Linked DNA regions of Homo sapiens: region 1 is linked to region 2. Evidence: chromatin loops called from intact Hi-C (ENCODE). Cell type or tissue: gastrocnemius medialis. All regions are shown on one strand. Links, peaks and the distances in the headings refer to the core of each region. The heading gives the core; the rest is flanking DNA.

Region 1 (2,926 bases), core at 258-2,757, 790 kb after region 2:
TTTTTTTCTAGATTGTCAAATTTATTTATATAAAATCTGCATAGTTATTTTAGTTATAAATCACTTTTTAAAAAGTGACCATAATTGGTGTCTATAACAGTACTATATTTCCTTGTGAGCAGATTATTTTATTTTTGTACTTGTTTATATAATTGTATTTGCAACAATTTTGTGTTGTTTGGCTTTTGATGTTTTAGCTACATGCATCTGAATCCTATTCCTACATTTGGGGAATTTTCAAATTTTGTACCTTATCTATTGCTGCACTCCAAACCACTCCAAAACAACAGCCATTTTATATGTTCCTGATTATCCAAGTTAGTAGTTTGGGCTAGGTTCAGCTGAGTGGTCCTTCTACTCTTGCCACTTATGAATTTGAGCCTTTGTTCCAGATCACACAAGCATCAAAAGTTTCACTTGTTCCTCTTTATGCTATTGGAGTCCCTCTGTTTATGGCAAGCCTTACCCTCAGTCCCTGCACAGACTCAACAGATACTCCCCCAGGGAAAAAAGTAGTTGAAAAATTCAGCTTACCCAGGAAAAGCGCTTATCTGTCTGGTGTGTTAGTTCATCAATTTCTTTGACTCTAACGCTCCTGCTTCTCTGTTATGAAGATCCTTGTGATTACATTAGGCCCGCCTGGATAATCCAGGATATTTTCCCCATTTCAAGATCCTTAACTTATTCACATCTGCACAGTCCCTTTTAGCATGTAACACATTCACAGGTTCCAAGGATTCAAATGTTGACATCTTTTGAGGGAGAGGGCTATTATTCAGCGTACCACGGAAGGCCTGTTACCACTCTTATTATTACACTCTCAAAAAGCCCAAGGAATACCGGGCCATCATTTTTTAAATTGGACTTAATTTTCTAGACACAAGTCCCTACGTCTTAACAACAATCCTTGGGTATATCTTTCTTATATTGCAATTCTATAACCCAAGGACTGAACTACTGAATTTCTGTAACTGAAGGATTTCTGGACTTTTTCTTAATGTGTACGTCTTTGAGGGTTGGTGTGGATGAAGCAGGGATGGCAAATAGTATTTGTACATTACTATATGCTTTTAAGAAAGCAGGCCACAATTTTTCAAAGTCATGCTACAAGTTTCAGCGTGGAAAGAGCTCCATTTATCAAAGATTTATTACATATTTCTCACACATGAATGGAAAATTCTCGTCAAAAATTTCAGCCAGGAAGCTAGGGTTAGAGGAAAAGCAATGAACTCCACCAAGGTCCTTCTTTGTCTCCCTGCAGTAAGCCCTTTCTCTAACAAAGAGCTATTTTATTGATTTATTTATTTTTGTCTATTTGTAATTGACAGAAAGGAGCAAAAAGACCTTTGCTAACTTGTTTTGTTTTTAAGAATGTGGATCTACATTATGACAGAGGTCACTAACTTTCCAACCCATGTCAAAAGCAGATCATGCCTCTAGTTAAAGAAATACTAAACATCACCACCTGGTAGGGGAAAACATAAAGGAAATTTAAGAGACTAGTTCCTTTTTGCAAACTGTATACCCAAGATGATGTGTGCAGAAAATTAACCTGCTCTGTGTTAAATCTCCAGAGAAGATTTGTTTAAAATCTCTTTTAGTAACTCCAGTGTTTTTTCAACATCTTAGAATTTCAGTGTTTCCAGGTTTGTGAAATGCCCCTGGGTGAATGATATTCTAAATGCCAAGGACACTGAAAGTTTCAAAACAGGTTGCCTTCCTGAGATCCAAATTTAAATAACCATCCTCATAAAAATCTTTGGAAAATACTGAAGCTACAAAGGAAAATAATAATAAACTTTTAAGTTTGAGGATTCGACATTTTGAGAAAATATATATGATGACTATTTATAACACCTTTTGCAGGTATACAATAAATTTGTTGGTTTAAGAATATACAAGTATATTATGTTTAACTTGGTTTTATTGGCATATTTAGAGAGATCATAAACCCCCCAAAATTGAAAAAAGGTATCCTTCCAGTTTTAAAACAAGGTCACCATGAAAAATATTTCCCTTGCCTTCTAATTTTACTATTTCCTCCAAGCTTTCATAGATTATACTCTTTGCAAATAATATTCAAAATTGTGAGGCTGCAGCGCTGTCATTTTGAATGGAAAATATTCACTGGATCCATACACGTTTGTTATTTTGGCCAGTACTGATGAATTATAAGTCGGAAGACTGGTTTTGGAGCCCAGAGTTTTAAAAATGTCCAAGGATTTTATTGAAAAACTAATATTACTGAAAGTATATAAGAAGTAGTAAGTATGTAAGTAAGAAAGTATGTGAGAAGTAAGCACTTGTACTGGTTATTTTACTAGAAAGGTGTCCTGATCCAGACTCGAAAGAGGGTTATTGGATTTTATGCAAGAAAGAATTCAGGTGCGTTCACAGAATAAAGTGAAAGCAAGTGTATTAAGAAAATAAAGGAATAAAAGAAGGGCTGCTGCTTCATAGAATATCCCCCAGGGGCTACTGGTGGCCATTTTTATGGTTATTTCTTTATTATATGCTAAACAAGGGGTGGATTATTTATGAGTTTCCCAGGAAAGGGGCAGGGATTTCCTGGAACTGAGGGTTAGAACATATATGATATCTTTCAGACATTACCATGACATTTGTAAAGTGTCATAGTGCTGGCCAGAGTGTCTTTTAGCATGCTAATACATTATAATTAACATAATGAGCAGTGAGGATGACCGGAGGTCACTTTCATTATCATCTGGGATTTGGCAGGTTTTGGCTGGCTTCTTTACTGCATCCTGTTTTATCAATGCGGTCTTTGTGACCTGTATCATGTGCCGGCCTTCTATCTCATCCTGTGACTAAGAATGCCTAACCTGCTGGAAATGCAGCCCAGCCCGTCTCAGCTTCATTGTACCCAGCCCTGATTCAAGATGGAGCTGCTCTGGTTCAAAAGCTT
Region 2 (2,926 bases), core at 273-2,772:
AAAACAATCCACTTTCCCTCAAATGCAGAAGGTAGCAAGGTCTCTACTTGCATACAGCTCCAGTTGGGGTAATTGCTTGGCACACTTCTGGAGGCTGGACATAAAAAGGCACCACTTTGAGAGGAACAGTGATCATCTGGGGGCTGGGCCAATGGTCAACAGCAAGGACCACTGTGGAGGGCATCTGTAAACCCAGCTAGTGCAGTAGTGCTGGCAGTCAGAAGGACGAGGCTCAATGGCATCTTTGTGGGGTGGTCAAGCAATGTCAATGTTGGAGACCATCATGGACTAAGGACTTAGATTTAATGAGTCTTGTACCAATCTAGGGATGAGAAGGGAGCCCCAAAACTTGTCTGTATTTCTTGCGAATTTGGTGACAGGGGCCTCAGGTTTAATTTTCTTTAGAAAAATACGGGAATTTTTTTGTACCTGAATGTTGAGGAGTGTTGGGGAAGTTCACCTGAACTTCCTATACATGTAGCACCTAAGTTAGTTCTTACCAATATATTATTGTTTCTTTTTTCATTTGTGTCTGTCTTATCTCTCTAAGACTCAAAGCCTCCCAAAGGCTAGTATCTTGTCTTGTTATAACCACAACTACAATGACAACTACAAATATGTAACTGGATCCCTCATTGTGCCCAGCATGTTTCTTTATAATGTGTGGGTTCTATGTGAGTGCTTGTTTGGTCAGCTCTTCGCTACACTTCACAAACAAGTGGGAACCTCAGGGCGCACATTTACTCTGAGATATGTCTATGTGATATGGTCCTGACAGGGCTTTTTTGCCCCTGAAGTTCTGTGTAATGCTCTTCTTCTTGTCCTTTATTTCCCTACCTACCCACAGTTCTATTTTCAATAGAATTTAAAGTCCAAGCAATTGTTTTATGTGTTCACTGAGTTGCCCACAAACTCTGCTCATTCATTTATGATTTCTGATACATGCCATGCTGTCTCTGTCTCCCTGATTCCATTTCCCCAGAGAGACAGCTCACTGGGTCCCCCTGTCAACAGAGGATTCAGTGGAACCCAAAGCTAAGCCATACTTTGTAATAAAAAATAAGAAGAGATGACCAATCTATGATGTGATAGAAAAATGATCAGGCCAAACTCCGATCACTTTTGCCTATGTTAGGGAAGCTAACCTGCTTGGTAACAGATGTTACAGAAATATCTATCAATCAGCATTGATAACAGGGTATTTATATGTACATTAACAGTAGTGTCAAGGATTGTTTAGAATATTTTCTCTTGGTGGCCACTGGGTGTCCTCATTTACAAAGTAAATATGCAATATTTAGTGAAGGTCACTGGAGAGAATAAAAGACACTAGTTTTCTCTTTGGCCCTTCACATACTGGGGATAAATTTATTGCTGAACTCACAAGCAGGTTATATATTAGTACAGTTTAAAAACCTTCAGGTCAAACTGTTAAAAGTTTATAACCAAGAGTAACTTATTCAGGGTCCAGACATGAATTTTAAAGGCTGTTTCCTCAACAGAGGGGACTGTGATCAGCTATTAGAATGATCCCTTATTCATTTGAAAATTGGCATGGGATTTTGACTATCTGCCGAGAGAGCCAGCAGAGAGGAGCAGAGAAGGTCTTAATTTATTCTTGAAAGAAAAGAGAACACCAAATATCTCTATGGGATATTTGTTAGATTCTGTTTTTATCTCACCTTTTCTGAAAACTAATTAAAAATAATAATGAGAAGATAAAATATGTCCTTTGCCTAGGAAACCTGAAATAATGTGAAAAACATTACAATGAGCTGGGTCAGTATACTGATTATCAATCATTTCACATTTGAAGACAAAGAATTAAACTATTCCTTTATGGACCTGTTATCCCACCTGTAAAACAAAGGTGTGTATGCTTCACAGGGATGTTGTAGGGACAAATAGAATATGAGGCACACAAGGTTCCTAGGAAGAGAAACTGTACATGAGATAGATTTAGGGCATTACTAGTATTCTAATTGAGGCTGAGTCACAGTTGTATATGACTTGTTCCTGCTGGAAGACAGTAGTCAAGGCCAGAGCTCACACAGCCAACAAATATGTTCTGATTTGCTGCTCTCAGACACTGAGTCTGACACACTGCTCAGCAATCACTTACTGCTCCCTAAAGTGGTATTTTGCATTTCTAGGATTGTCATTGTCTCTAAATTTATACTTATATACATCGCTGATGAGGTTCTTCCCTTGCAAAAAGAAATTTCAGCCTTCCTCCAATTCAAGATACAGGCCTACTATTGAATACATAACAGTACATGGCCTTCAAATGTCATGCCTAGCCAATTAGCTAATCCTTTCCCAAAATAAACTTCACTGTAATATTTTTTTTTTCACTAGCATACATCCCCAGCTTAATTACTATTCTCTGGCATGTTATTTCAGTACATAAATTATCAATATGATTTTGTGTCAAAACCAACAATTTGACCAGGCATGTTGGCTCACACCTGCAATCCCAGCACTTTGGGAGGCTGAGGTAGGTGGATCACTTGAGTTTAGGAGTTTGAGACCAGCCTAGCCAACATGGTGAAACCTCGTCTCTTCTAAAAATACAAAATTAGCTGGGCATGGTGGCGCATGCCTATAATTCGAGCTACTCAGGAGGCTAAGGCAGGAGAATAATTTGAACCCTGGAGGCGGAGGTTGCAGTGAGCTGAGATCATGCCACTGCACTCCAGCCTAGGCAACAGAGTGAGACTCTGTCTCAAACAAACAAACAAACATCCCCCAACAATTTATGCAAACAACATCAGGGAAGCTAGGAAGCTCTATGAGCTATTCTCTGCCGTTCAGATATGTTCGATTGTCTTACTAGCTGAGCTTAACAGCCTTTTCTGTTTTTAAAGGACCACCATGCATGCCTCTAGTACAGCAATCTCTAACACTTAATCAACAGTTACGTCTA

What was found. Hi-C counts contacts between places; a loop is a spot of excess contacts. Peaks named below come from ENCODE experiments on the same cell type or tissue, not always from the same donor. Only the 100,000 strongest peaks of a DNase experiment are listed, where the experiment ranks them.
Region 1: it touches region 2 in a loop (2.3-fold over the local background); 22 of 110 quality-filtered maps call a loop at or near these places.

Annotation. Positions count from the first base shown.
Region 1 is chr3:115,153,609-115,156,534 of GRCh38, forward strand. No RefSeq gene overlaps it. Among named protein-coding and RNA genes, the nearest start is that of ZBTB20, 7.8 kb to the left of the region's middle. In gastrocnemius medialis, for the core only: no CTCF peak of the experiment used is centred there; no DNase peak of the experiment used is centred there.
Region 2 is chr3:114,361,724-114,364,649 of GRCh38, forward strand. The region is part of intron 10 of ZBTB20 (zinc finger and BTB domain containing 20); the gene reads right to left. All of the region lies in intron 4 of ZBTB20-AS1 (ZBTB20 antisense RNA 1), which reads left to right. Among named protein-coding and RNA genes, the nearest start is that of ZBTB20-AS1, 11 kb to the left of the region's middle. In gastrocnemius medialis, for the core only: a CTCF peak has its summit at 1,257; no DNase peak of the experiment used is centred there; H3K27ac peaks cover 2,155 bases.